2 separate regions of the Homo sapiens genome follow, and region 2 is linked to region 1. Evidence: chromatin contacts called from ENCODE Hi-C or POLR2A ChIA-PET data. All regions are on one chromosome and are shown on one strand. Each heading gives the region's core, a stretch centred on a gene start or an enhancer-like site at or near the end of the contact. The rest is flanking DNA. Distances are from core to core; before and after follow the strand shown.

What was found. A loop is a pair of places that touch in the nucleus more often than their neighbours do. ChIA-PET counts read pairs that join two places held with the same protein, here RNA polymerase II (POLR2A). Pooled maps may share reads with other maps.
Region 2: a map of naive thymus-derived CD4-positive, alpha-beta T cell shows a loop between it and region 1 (1.8-fold over the local background). The contact joins two enhancer-like sites. A Hi-C loop is called at or near these places in 1 of 168 maps with a recorded cell type or tissue (naive thymus-derived CD4-positive, alpha-beta T cell), 1 of 37 single-sample maps with no recorded cell type and 8 of 50 pooled maps. POLR2A ChIA-PET finds 5 or more read pairs at or near these places in 4 of 52 experiments (CD4-positive, alpha-beta T cell, activated CD4-positive, alpha-beta T cell, naive thymus-derived CD4-positive, alpha-beta T cell and 1 more).

The regions. Positions count from the first base shown.
Region 1 is chr2:12,453,496-12,460,563 of GRCh38, forward strand. All of the region lies in intron 4 of MIR3681HG (MIR3681 host gene), which reads left to right. All of the region lies in intron 1 of LOC105373431 (a long non-coding RNA gene), which reads right to left. Among named protein-coding and RNA genes, the nearest start is that of MIR3681, 260 kb to the left of the region's middle. Within about 2 kb of position 2,941, at least 27 of the 41 ENCODE cell types and tissues checked have a DNase peak (open chromatin) inside an H3K27ac peak, as active enhancers do.
Region 2 is chr2:12,550,966-12,558,033 of GRCh38, forward strand. The region is part of intron 4 of MIR3681HG (MIR3681 host gene); the gene reads left to right. Among named protein-coding and RNA genes, the nearest start is that of TRIB2, 160 kb to the right of the region's middle. Within about 2 kb of position 4,152, at least 5 of the 41 ENCODE cell types and tissues checked have a DNase peak (open chromatin) inside an H3K27ac peak, as active enhancers do.

The sequences.
Region 1 (7,068 bases), core at 1,691-4,190:
GCAGCTGGTGGCATAACATTAACTTGAAAACCAGTAAAGGAAAATTAATGAAAGACCAAAATGGAAAAGTCCCTTAGTACCTTTGATTATTGCAGTTTAAGCAATTATTGTAGTGTTTCTTGTTTCTTGTTTAGTTTTCTATCTTTGCGTTAAGTCAATTCCTTAAGACAAAAATAATAGGATTTTATTCACCTGTGAATCTATAGAGATGAATAGTGCCTGGAACTGTTAATATTTCTCAAATGAATTAAATAATGTGCTGTAAATACAGGATTTTTTTTTTGTTTATCGCTTTGCTTTTTTTTAATTAAAGAAAATGCCCTTTCTTGGAGTAATCCTAAAAAGTTGAGAAGGTGGATTAGAATAATCAGCAGAGAGGCCTCGGAGAGTTATCCCGGCAGAGAAGCCTCGGGGAGGTGTCCCGGCGGGGGAGCCTCGGGGAGGTGTCCCGGCGGGGGGGCCTCGGGGAGGTATCCCCTTTTTGCTGTTTATGTTTATGGTGCCAGCTCATGCAAGGGATGCTGTAATGGTTAATTTTATGTGTCAACTTGTCTGGGTCACAGTGCCCAGATATGTCATAGAACATTATTCTGGATGTTTCTGTGAGGGTGTTTTCGGTGAGATTTAAAATGCTGGACTTTGAGTAAAGCTCATGGTGCTCCACATTTATAAGTGGGCCTCAACCAACCAACTGAAGGACTGAATAGAATGTAAGACTGATAAGACTGACTTTCCCTTCTCCCAGCAAGAAGGAATTCTCTGGAAGACTGTCTTTGGACTCAAACTGAAACTCTTTCCCGTTTTCAGCCTGCCAGCTTCCCCTATCAAATTTTGGACTCTCCAAGCCCCCACAATCATCAGAGCCATTTCTTAAAATAAATCTCATTTTTATATATCTACATCTTCATCCTATAGTTTCTGTTTCTCCAGAGAACTAATAAAATGCATCCACTCACTGGTCATCTGTAAGGAGGCTACACTTCTTTTTTTTTCTTTTCTTTTTTATTTTATTTTATTTTATTTTTTTTGAGACGGAGTCCCGCTCTGTTGCCCAGGCTGGAGTGCAGTGGCGTGATCTCAGCTCACTGCAAGCTCCACCTCCCGGGTTCACGCCATTCTCCTGTTTCAGCCTCCCAAGTAGCTCATACTACAGGCGCCCGCTACCACGCCTGGCTAATTTTTTTTTTTTTTTGTATTTTTAGTAGAGACGGGGTTTCACTGGGTTAGCCAGGATGGTCTCGATCTCCTGACCTCGTGATGCGCCTGCCTCGGCCTCCCAAAGTGCTGGGATTACAGGTGTGAGCCACCACTTGAGTGTCCTCTCTTGCCTTGACACATCCCACGTTTCATCCCAATCATCACAGCCGCTGCTGATAACTTTGTAGCATGTGGCTGAGAGTCTTCTTTGGAAATGCAGCAGATCCATTGTAAATAGGAATCCAACTAATGAGAAAGCAAGACCATGGAAAGCCAGAGCCATGAAGGCGTGGAAAACCAATTCACTCAGTCCTGCTACTCCTGTTTCTTGCTCTGAAGAGAGGCCTAGGAGTGGCTACTTTAAGCCGGAAGTGCACAGGCTTTGCAGTCGGGCAAAGGAGGATGCGCAGTGGCATTTAAGGACCGATAACTAGGAGTTGGAAGGGTATCAGGCCATCCCAGGGGATGTTACAATGGAGAGAGGTAAACATAAAAGCCACATGCGTGGCTTTTTACCCAAGCATGGCACTAATTAAGAACATGGAACACAAAAACAATCTCTGGAATTTTACAGGTTTCAGGAGTGTAAGTCCCCAATTGATGAGATTAAGTTTCTACCATGTAGCAAAACAGAGGTTTGAAATGAATATTGCCCATGTACAGAAAATACAATTACATTCTTGCAAAATTGATTTTTTGCAGGCTGAGATTAATATCTGCTCCAAAACTTAATATTGTAGAGTAAATGGTGACACATCATTAGTACTTAGATTACATATATTAACATATTAATATAGATGAGTATCATAAAATAACATACTTATATATAATGGTAAATAAGAAAAATATAAAGCTGAGTGACGATGTAGAATAAACCACTGGTTCTGTGGGCAAACAAAACTGTATTTGAATCCCAGATTCATGACTTGACCCGGGAACTTCAGGCAGGTACTAATATTTTCTTAGGTAGTGGTTGCATTTTAATCTGTAAAATGGAGACAATCTTTTGACCTTGGAGGAATTTTGTCAGAAATAAATTTGATTAAAAATCTAAATCATTGAGTCCAGTTTCTGACCAAATAGTGCTCAGCAGATGGTGTTTCCTGGATTCTGTCCCAGTGTGTAAAATATGTATGAATGAGGAGGACGCCTGGAAGGAAATAAATAAAACCGAAAACACATTTGTTGGGGTGATGAAATGATGCATGATTAATTTTTCACTTTTCAAAAATTTCTGCAATGTTGCATCATTCTTTTAACAATAATATATATACTATATATATACATACATATATATATACTATATATACACATACATATATACTATATATATACATATATACTATATATACACATACATATATGTACGTGTGTGTGTATATATATATTATATAATATATAATATATATAATATATTATATAATATATAATATATTATATATTATATAATATATATAATATAATATATATATATTATATATATAATATATAATATATATAATATATATAATATATATAATATATATATAATATATATATAATATATAATATATATAATATATATTATATATAATATATATATCTGAGAAAGCTTTTCACCAAGCTCTACAGTCCACAAAGTAAACAGAGGAATGTGTCAGATAAATTTGGCTTCTCTCTCTGACCCTGCTGCCTTACACAGAGAGGGGCGGAGCAACGGGGGAGCCCAAGCACTTCCTTTTTGGTTAATCAGCCTGACCCACTGATTGCGACACTCCAGAGCCTCATGCTTTTCTCAGCCTTTAAGTATCTTTCTGAATTGCTGTCCAAGGGCAAATTTTTCCTGTCAAACAGACCTGCAAGGTTGCTAGGCACATACAAGGAAAAAGAGATTCTGGTTACTCAATACTTGTTTTGCAAAGTCTGTTTAAAAAAAATTGCATCATATCTCATTTGATGATTGTGCAATGCAGGGTGGATACCTAAACTGAAAGTTAAGTAAGACTGAGCTGTCGGCACCTTTGCAATTGAGACATCCATTTATACGCCAGTGGAAAATATTCAGTTGTTATTAGTTTTAAGTAAAAAAAAGGGGGATAAAGCCAATGAAAATAGACCCCAATGCTCCCTGCACAGATAAAATACACACAGAAAATTTCCTATCCTGTTTCTTCTCAGGTATTTGGTACATTATGCTCCTGTGATGAATATAAATAGGATTAGTCTTTGGATCCTGCCAATTCACCTGGGGTTGTCTTTTAGTACAAAGAGTACCGATTAGGGAATTGCCCAATCTGGATGCAAATCCTGATGACTGGCAAATGACTTAATCTCGCTGAGTGGGATTTTCTTCCTCTTTATGATGAGGATGGTAATAGGAAGTCAGAAATTAGTGGAGAATAACTGTAAAGGACTGAGGCTATAGCCTGGCATGCATAGGGGATCAATACATATTAGTTCCCTTCCAACTCTTAATTTTCCTCATCTTAAACTGCTCGCCGTAATGGGTCCTGTTTCATGCTCACTTATCAAACATCATTCCGCCCCAGGACCTACATTAATACTTGGGGTGGGGTCAACAGATACAGGGAAGAGTCAGCCATGGGCACTGCCCTTCACATGCTCACAGTTTATTGGTAGAAGAGGCACATCTGTGAGTGGATTCTGGAAATAGCAGATGGCAGGGCATCATAAGGGAGAAGTTTATGGAGCCTGGGGAGGCAGGTATGGAGGGAGATTGAAGAAGGAGAAATACTTCTACACTCAGAGGTGCCAGAAATCACTGTGCAAGAGCTGGGCTTCCATCTAATGGTGTACTATAAGCAAAGCACAGTCCTAGGGAATTTGAGCTGTGTCCCTAAAAACAAAACCATCAGCTCATAGTCTGTTTACACAGTTGCTTCTCTAGTTGGTGTTTCTCTAACTTTGGGGCATCATTCACCCTCTGCAAATGTCCGTTTCCTCAACCTCCAAACATGGTCAACATTCCATGCTTCTTGAGTATGTGTTCTGAGGGAAGAGTTGGCAGTGCAAGAGAATGGGACAGGATGGGGAAAGGGAATTAGTGTTCAGTGATATAATTGACATGAAATTGGTTAAATATAAAATCTTGGGAAAACGTGAGACATTATTATGGTGCATAATTACATGCTTAATACAAGAGATGTGGGTTTTGAATCAGACAAAGGACTCAATGTTTTGCACAGATTCAACACTGGTACTTTGAGTAAACTGGATACTTCTTTGTTGATCTAAAGGGAAGAAACAGACAATCCCCAGTCGAGAGTTTCCACAAGCAGTTGAAGTGCATTGCTCAGCCGCAGCTCATTCCCTCACCCAGCACATGCTCTGTTACACTTTCTACTGTCTTTGGCACAGAAAGTGCACACACATATTCTCAAAGGGAAAATGCCATGCAAATGACACATTTTTCACAAGATGTGGAATTTCTTGTGTCTGTGATAGGCCTGAAGGCTCAGAGATAGGTACGATTTTTAAAATTGTTGTCATAGAACAAATAAACTTGAACTGAAGCCTCTATCCAAACACACCTGACACCTAGAAATTGGGAACCTTTGGCATCAGTCCAGCAATAGCAGTTTTTTGGGTGCTTGACGGCACTTTAAACTCAAAGTTAATTTAGCAAGTGTGTTTCCAGAAATGACAGAAAAGGACTGTCATAGGACTTTGAAATTTTAACCTGCAAATTTCAGATACGGTTGTTAATAGAAAAATTCTTATAAAAGTAGCATAATAATCCTTTTAGGGCTTAAATTTTTTTATTCAAAATATCAAATGATATTATTTATAGATAACATTAACTCAGTCATTCACAAATACTAGAGATATTTGTTTATTTTTCCCCATTATTATTTTATGTATTCAATCTTTTTTGTCTTACTATGGCTTTCTTGATATTTATTTTATATTTTGGTTATAACACCACAATGATTTATTCTTTTCTTTTGCCAAGTTGTTCCAGCTTCTGCCGCTGGGAACTCTTTCAGTTGGTTCCTGTGTTCCTCTAAAACACCCCATCAATGTGTGTGTGTGTGTGTGTGTGTGTGTGTGTGTGTGTGTATTAAGCATTTCTACTTTCTGGCATTACAAGATGCTCCAAGCTCATTTTGTGCATTCCCTACTCCAGTGCTAGAACCAGCCATATCTCCAAGAAGCCCTGGTTCTTTTTCTTCAAGAATGGTTTTAGAGGCCAGGCGCAGTGGCTTATGCCTGTAATTCCAGCACATTGGGAGGCCGAGGCGGGCGGATCACGAGGTCAGGAGATCGAGACCATCCTGGCTAACATGGTGAAACCCCATCTCTACTAAAAATACAAAAGAATTAGCCAGGCTTGGTGGCACATGCCTGTAGTCCCAGCTACTAGGGAGGCTGAAGCAGGAGAATCGCTTGAGCCAGGGAGGAGGAGGTTGCAGTGAGCCAAGATTACGCCACTGCACTCCAGCCTGGGTGACACAGCAAGACTCCATCTCAAAAGAAAAAAAAAAAAGAATGGTATTAGAACCCCAAATCTGGGCACTAGTTATACTCATTCAATTGGGGTGTCATTGTTTCTACACCCTCTTGGCCAACAGAGCAAGGAGACGTACATGTGTATACCAACCCACTTATATAAACATATCTGTATATATTTCTACATTTAACTATCTGTATCTATACTAAGCTAAACATGAGTTTGCACTCATGTCTCCAACTCTAATCTATTGCCACATGGATGATTCTAGCTTTTTCCTTTTGCTTGTCTACTTCAACAGTTAAAAAACGAGGCCTCCACAATCCACCATCCATTTACCAATGGCTCAATTTTTGTATATATTTATAACTGTATCAGTATTATTAACCTGTAGCCTCACTGGAAACTACTTTATCAACTAGAGTATAGGTCTTATGTACAGTTGCTTTTGCCTTTGTTCTTGTAGTAATCACTCATTTCCAAAGTTGATTAGGGTAGCATCTTCCTTCACCTTCCCTGTAGCCTTCAGTGAGATTATCTCATACATTTGAAATACAACTAGATTATCTTTGTGACAGTCTGCATTTCCTGCTAGAACTAAGGTTGCTGAACCAACCTCCTATATGATTTCTTTTTCAAAATTGTATACATTCAGTTCCATTCTCTGTGCTGTGAATTTCCATGGGTTTTGATCATACATAACGTAAAATAGTCATCCTTCCAGTATCATACAGAATAGTTTCCCCTACCTAAAATATCCCCTTGCTTTATTTCTTTAACCCTCCTCCCTACCCAAAACCCTGGAACACTGACTTCTTACCATCTCTGAAGTTTTGCCTTTTGCAAAAGATTATGTAAACTTAAGTTTATAGTATTTATCCTTTTTTCAGATTGGCTTCTTCCACTTAATGACACACAGAGAAGATTAATTCTTTATTTGTGGCATGGCTTTGATAGAACATTCCTTTTATTGCAAAATATTATTTCATATTATTCCACTGTATGAATGTACCTAAGTTTATTTTTTCATTTACTTACTGAAAGACATCTTGGTTGCTTCCAGTTTTTGCTGAATATTTAAGGGGCAGTTTGGGAGACTGAGACAGGAAGATCACTTGAGGCCAGGAATTTCAGACCAACCTGGACAGCAAAGTAAGACCCCATCTCTAGAAAAAAACGAAAAAAATTCGCTGGGCACACTAGTATGTTCCTGTGGTCCCAGCTACTTGGGAAGCTGAGGTGGGAGGGTCACTTGAGCTCAGGAGGTCAAGGCTGTAGTGAACCCTGGTAATGCCACTGCACTCTGGATTGACTAATAGAGCAAGACCTTGTCTCTCTCAAAACATAAATGAAAACAAAAAACAGCTTTATGACAATAACAGCTTTAAAAACCCATCCATCTAGAATTCACTAGAGTGAGC
Region 2 (7,068 bases), core at 2,902-5,401, 99 kb after region 1:
GGTTAGCAAAATAAATGAGCACAATGTATCGAATTGCCTTTATTTTTCTACAAAAATGTCATTCCACGTTTGAGGAAGGGAACATGGTGGAAGGAGCACAGCTTTGGAGCCATAAAGATCTGAGTCTGACTTCATGCTCCATTATCTACCAGGTGGGGGATCTGAAAAAGTTGCATAGCCTGCCTCACTGTGCCTTGATTAGACAGTAAAAATATCAGTGAGAGCCTCTCAAGGAGAAGCGAAGTTTACTTTTCAAAAAAATTTTGCTGCCATTTCATCAACACACAAACATATATGAAAAGAATGAGAAGAAGCTGTTTTACCCAGAACTTCCTCCTCAATACCAAGTGCTGCTGGCCAAAACCACTATGCCATTCACTGGTCATCTATTCAAGCCTTTTTCAGAAGAAAGACAAGCTCAGATAGCTCAGGAACTGCTCCTCACACACCTGCAGGGCAGGCAGGTCCTAAAGATGCTGGTAAATCCGACATAATCACATCCCACCTGGCGCCACCTCCCCAGCCCTTCCTTCACATCTAGAACCCTGGGCTGCAACCACAGGAGTTCACTCACTCTTGTTCAAATGTGCCTTTTCTATGTCTCCCTGCAGCTTCACGTGCTATTCCCCTTACTGGGACCCTTTTCCTCTCTTCTTCACCCATAACCTTTCACCTACCCTTCAAGGCGCAGCTTAACTACCCCTCTCACTGTGAAATCTGCTTGAATGCCACCAGACGGAAGAAGTCACTTGCCCTGTATAGCCCTCCTTGGCTCATCCTTTGAACGTTTTTCTACAGGTGTCTCCATCATTAAACTATGAACTGTAGGAAAGCTTTTTCTTTTTTTTTTTTTTTTGAGACAGAGTCTCGCTCTGTCGCCCAGGCTGGAGTGCAGTGGCGCTATCTCGGCTCACTGCAAGCTCCGCCTCCCGGGTTCACGCCATTCTCCTGCCTCAGGCTCCCGAGTAGCTGGGAGTACAGGCGCCCGCCACCACGCCTGGCTAATTTTTTGTATTTTTAGTAGAGACGGGGTTTCACCGTGTTAGCCAGGATGGTCTTGATCTCCTGATCTCGTGATCTGCTTGCCTCGGCCTCCCAAAGTGCTGGGATTACAGGCGTGAGCCACCGCGCCAGGCCCGGAAGCTTCTTCTTTTGTTTGGGGAGGTTAGGGGTCATGATATCTTTGAAGAAAAATGCAAAGCTATTTCAAGTCTGCTCATAAAAATTGAAAACAAACGTCTTTTGGCAAAAAGATGGAAGAAATAGTGATTTCTGAAGTCAGAAAGAGGAATACTAAGAAAAGATCTTTGGTGGCTGAATAAAAGCGGAACTAACAAAAAGGAAGAGACAAGAAAGACAGATTTGTCTTTGGTACTAAAAACCACGGTTACTAGGTTGGTGCAAAAATAATTGCTGTTTCGGATCATGAATTTTAAATCATTATAACTAGGCTCAAACACATCTTTATTAATCAAAATGGGAGCCATTACAATCAAGAACTTTTTACCAATAAGAAATTTGTTTATTCCTGTAGTGTAAAAATCGACGCTTTGGGATTCAACAAACTCTTGGAAAGCATTTTCTGCATCCTGCTGGTTGTGGAAGCATTTTCCTGGCAAAAAGTCATCAAGAAGCTTGAAGAAGTGGTAGTTGATTGGGAGAGGTCAGTTGAATATGGTGGATGAAGCAGAGCCTCATAGCCCAATTCGTTCAACTTTTGAAGTGTTGGTTGTCCGATGTGTGGTCCGGCGTTTTCATGGAGAAGAATTGGGCCCCTTTCTGTTGACCAATGCTGGCTGCAGGCATTGCAGTTTTCGGTGCATCTCATTGATTTGCTGATCATACTTCTTGGATGTAATGGTTTCGCCAGGATTCAGAAAGCCGTAGCGGATCAGACCAGCAGCAGACCAGCAAATAGTGACCATGACCTTTATTTGGTGCAAGTTTGGCTTTGGGAAGTGCTTTGGAGCTTCTTCTCTGTCCAACCACTGAGCTGGTCATTGCTGGTTGTCAAATAAAATTCACTTTTTGTCGCATGTCACAATCCGATTGAGAAATGGTTTGTTGTTTTTGTGTAGAATAAGACAATGCTTCAAAATAACGATTTTTTACATTTTCACTCAACTCGTGAGGCACTCACTTGCCAAGCTTTTTCACCCTTCCAATTTTCTTCAAATGCTGAACAATCGCAGAATGGTCGTGGTTGAGTTCTTCAGCAACTTCTCATGTAGTTATAAGAGGATGAGCTTTGATGATTGCTCTCAATTGGCTGTTGTCAGCTTGTGATGACCGGCCACTACACTCCTCATCTTCAAGGATCTCGTCCCCTTTGCAAAACTTCTCGAACCACCACTGCACTGTACGTTCATTAGCAGATCCTGGGCCAAATGCGTTATTGATGTTGCAAGTTGTCTCTGATGCTTTACAACCCATTTTGAACTCAAATAAAATCTCTCGAATTTGCTTTTTGTCTAACATAATTTTCATAGTCTAAAATAAATATAAAATAAACAGCAAGTAATAAGTCATTAGCAAAAAAACATAAAGTGAGAAATGCACATTAGAATGATGTGTAACATAACCACATTTGTTTCAGAATGTATTCCAATATCAAAGATCAAATTGCACAATGCAAACACCACCATTACTTCTGCACCAAATCAAGACAAACAACATGGATGTCCATTTGGTGCTAGATGGAGTAAGATGGAACCTGGCCTGATGGCCAAGACCAAGACATTTATCTCCCCAAAAAGAGTTTCTGTTGGACAAGAGAATGATGATAAAGAGGTGTGGTAGTCCCCCGTGGGATGCTGGAAAAGAATACCACAAATTGAGTGACTTGATTAATCTTTTCATAGTTCTAGAGGATAAAAGTTGAAGATGAAGGTGAAGCAGGGTTGGCTTCTTCCTGGCTTGCAGATGGTCACCTTCTCACTGTGTCCTTATGTGACCTTTCATCCTTGTTTGCACATTCCTGGTGTCTCTTCCTCTTTTAATAAGGACACAGGTCTTATCGGATTAGCTTCCCACTCTTTTGACAGCATTTAAACTTAATTAAATTGGTAGAGGATGGGAAATTACTTAATGGTACAGCGTATGCTATTCAGGCAATGGGTACCCTAAAAGCCTTGACTTGACCACTATGTAATCTATACATGCAAAAAAATTACACTTATATCCTGTAAACTTACATGAATAAAAAATTAAATAAGCTTAATTATCTCCTTAAAGACCCTATCTTTAAATACAGTCACATTGGGTTACGACTACTTCCACATGCGGATTTTAGGGGGACAGAACTCAGTCCATAACAACAGAAGACCACTGAAATTGGAAGAGGCGTGTGATTCATTCCAGCTGCTGCACTGCGGCAGATCCCAAGCAGTGGCACTGACAAGCTGTGTCACCAGGCAGAGGCTGACACAAAAGAGCAACCCAGCGGACTAAAGGCCACATCTATAGCAGCTTAGAAGCTGCCTCAGCCTCATGCTGTGGGTCCGGCGCAGGTTAAACAGGCTTGGGCAAGGCTAAGAAGGGACACAGCGGGGGTTGCTGAAGAAGAGTCAGGAGTTTGTCCTCCTAAGACCAGGGCAGTTTAGAGACATCATTATCACATTTGCATCTCTGGTTCCTAGGAGACATCGGGGCACAGGGTAAGTGTTCAATTATTCACCAATGAACTTCAAATGGTTAAATAGTTGAGAACACAGGGAGCTCCCCATTACTGGCTGCATCTGTCCAAGGGGCTATGAAAAGTGGTCGTGCATTGAATGAGACCTTGAAAATCTTGTCCTGGTCTAACAGTCTGACTCTTTGTTTACATAACAAAGTGGATCATAAAAAATCCCCATCTCTTTCTACGTCTGAGTAGATTTTCTTAGTTTACACTGTCATCTTGTGAGCTATGTTTGTATTTTGCATATGCGTTTGCCCCATTTTGGGGTGGCATTTTAAGGGGATGATGACTTATAATGTTCCTTCATTAGAAACATTGTAAAGCAGGATAGGTTTTTATGGCTCTATGTCCTTGTGATGCACATATGTGGGCAGCACTAGTAGTATCTCATCAGAAGCTTTCTCTTCTTTCAACTGGGTCCACAGGTTGAACTCTTCCTATGAGTGGAGCCCTAGCACTGCTCATTGCCCTGCCTGGCAGTGGTGTGGGAGGAGCCATGGCCCACCGGCCCCAGATCTTTCTAAGGGGGACACTGAATTACATTGTTCATCTCAAGAGTTAAACTAGACAAAGTGGGCCCAAACCTAATAAGACAGCCCATTAGGAACATTTTCTGTGCTTACATCTTACTGACTTTTATCATAAATTAGAGATTTTGAAGAGAATGAGTCATAGAAAAAGAAAAAATAATAACCTGGTTCAGCAATCAGCATATTATATCTCCCCAGTGACTCATAACATCAGACTCAAGTCAGGACAAACAGAGTTCCTGTCAGAAAGAAGTGCAGTTAAAAATAAAAGCAAAAATAGGAAGGGGTGGGCGGGCAGGGTGGGGGGAGCAAAACCTTTTAAACTGTGCCTAGAACTCTCCCCAGCCTGGATTCCCTAATGAGGGATTTGAGGTGCAAATAGGCTGAAAAGCCTGAGTCAGACAGCAGGAGGAAGCAGCTCCCAGGGTGCAAAGACAAATGGATTTCTTAATAAAATCCTCCAGGAAAAGAAAAGCAGCAGAAACCATGAAGTATGGATTATTCGTTAAATACGAAAGGGGCCTGCAAGAGGGCTTCTCCTAATGAAATCGTGGCACAATTTCATGAAGAAACACAGGTTTCAGAGTTAAACCAACTTGCATCTTAATTGTGGTTCCACCAAAATTGGCCGTGCAAGCTTGGAAGGATCCTTGGTTTTCACATCTGTTGGATGAGGATAACAAGCCACAGCACAGAGCTGTTGTGAAGATTGACCGATGCTAAGCATGTAAAGCACTTAGCATGGTGTACACATTTACAGGAAAAAAGACTGACATTAAATAATAATTTGTCTTAAAACTATAGATGAAAATACATCTGGACAGAGTTTGCTGAAGCTTTAATTGATAGACTCAGATAAGTGTCTATCAAGCATGTCACAGAATCACAGCTTCGTAAGAGTGGATTCAGATGCCGCTGACTAAGGCCATGGTACCCTTGAACATTTTATTACAGCAGAAAAGGTTAAGCAGCTTTGGCTGGTCCAATAGTTTCCCTGTTCTACATGAGTTCCTCTTCTTCGGTTTCTCCCCAACCAGCCTAGCCAGTGCTTTTAGTGCACATTTGAAAACCCAAAAATAAGTTTGCAGCCAAGCAACTTTGGATTAAGCTTTGATTCTTCCAGTTACTACCTATGTGACATTGGCGAGATGCTTCACCTTTCTAAGCCTTAGTGGCACACCTGTGAGATGAAGTAAGTAGCTACTATCTTAAACAGATGCTATGGAATTTTGAATGAAGAACTTGAAATGTCTAGCATAGTTTGTGAGCACAAAAGTAATTGACAGACTATTTTCATTCCTCTCTCCTAACTAATGTATGCATTTTGTTAGCTATAAATAAGACAATCAATAGCAGAAACGATCTACCTGCCGTTTACAGGAGAATATTTGGAAAAATGTCAGTCCAATTTATAAGTGTTTACAGAAAAGAAGGAGCTAAGTGAACGTCCCACTCCTCAGGCCAATATCTCTCAGCCTTTGTAATCTTTGTTCTGTCATTTCCAGAGAGGAAAAAACATGTCCCTGATAAGTGGGGTTGCATGTGGTCCTCTCAGTCACCAGTCCCAGTACACTGCTGTGAAAGGTTGTAGACTTTGGAGACAGACTTACGTGGTTTTGTGTCCTAGTTTCTTGCCTTAAAGCTGTATAAAGTTAATAAAATCATGGAAGTCTCCATTTCCTCACCAATGATGCAGAGAGCTACCTCACAGGCTTGCCCTAAAGATTAAACCACACGACGGAAGAGCCTGACCTATGAGTCAACAAGGGCTAGCTGCTGTGTGGCTGTCCCAGGCCATCCACCATTCTGCATGTTTCTTGCTACAGCACCCAGGACTTTGCTGTTTGCACTTCCTCTGAGAGCAGACACCTCTCATGAACTCCTCTGAGTCTTCGTCCTTGTAAATATCTGCAGTGTGGAATCAGTCTGCAGCTAACACTCCTCCAGGTTGCTCATGAAGTCACATGCAAGGGTCATCGGCAATGGTGAAGAGCTGCAGAACTAACATACCAGAGGGAGTGGCAAAGCTTTCTAAACTACAAAGTCTTTATAGCTGTGATCCTTGCTCTGGAGTTTCTAACTCCCACCTGAGAGGGTCTCAAGCTTATCCTTATTTTTCAGGATGTGGCTTATTGTATCCTCTTGATCCTCACTCTGCATCTGCTTACATTGTTACTGGAAGAGGTCTGGATCCAGACCCCAAGAGAGGGTTCTTTGATCTCATGCAAGAAAGAATTCAGGGCAAGTCCACAGAGAAAACTAAAAGCCAGTTTATTAGGAAAGTAAAGGAATAAAAGAATGGGCTACTCTATAGACACAGCAGCCCTGAGAGCTGTTGGTTGCCTATTTTTATGGTTATTTCTTGATGATATGATAAACAAAGGGTGGATTATTCATGCCTCCCCATTTTGGACCAGATAGGGTAACTTCATGACATTGCCATAGCATTTGTAAACTGTCATGGCGCTAATAAGAGTGTAGCAGTGAGGATGACCAGAGGTCACTCTCATGGCCATTTTGGTTTTGGTGGGTTTTAGCCAGTTTCTTTACTGCAACCTGTTTCATCAGCAAGGCCTTTGTGACCTGTGTCTTATGCCAGTCTCCTATCTCATCCTGTGACTTAGAATGCCTAACTGGGAATGCAGCCCAGGAGGTTTCAGCCTTATTTTACCCGCCCCCTACTCAAGATGGAGTCACTCTGGTTCAAACGCCTGACAACATCACAGTGTTTCACTCCTAGAAACGTTGAATGCTTGAAATAATAGTTAGCACTCAGTGTGGCAGATTGTAGTCTCCATAGTAATAATTCTGGTCCCACATGGTCTTCCAGAATTTTGTGATCAAGAAGCAGAGCAGATT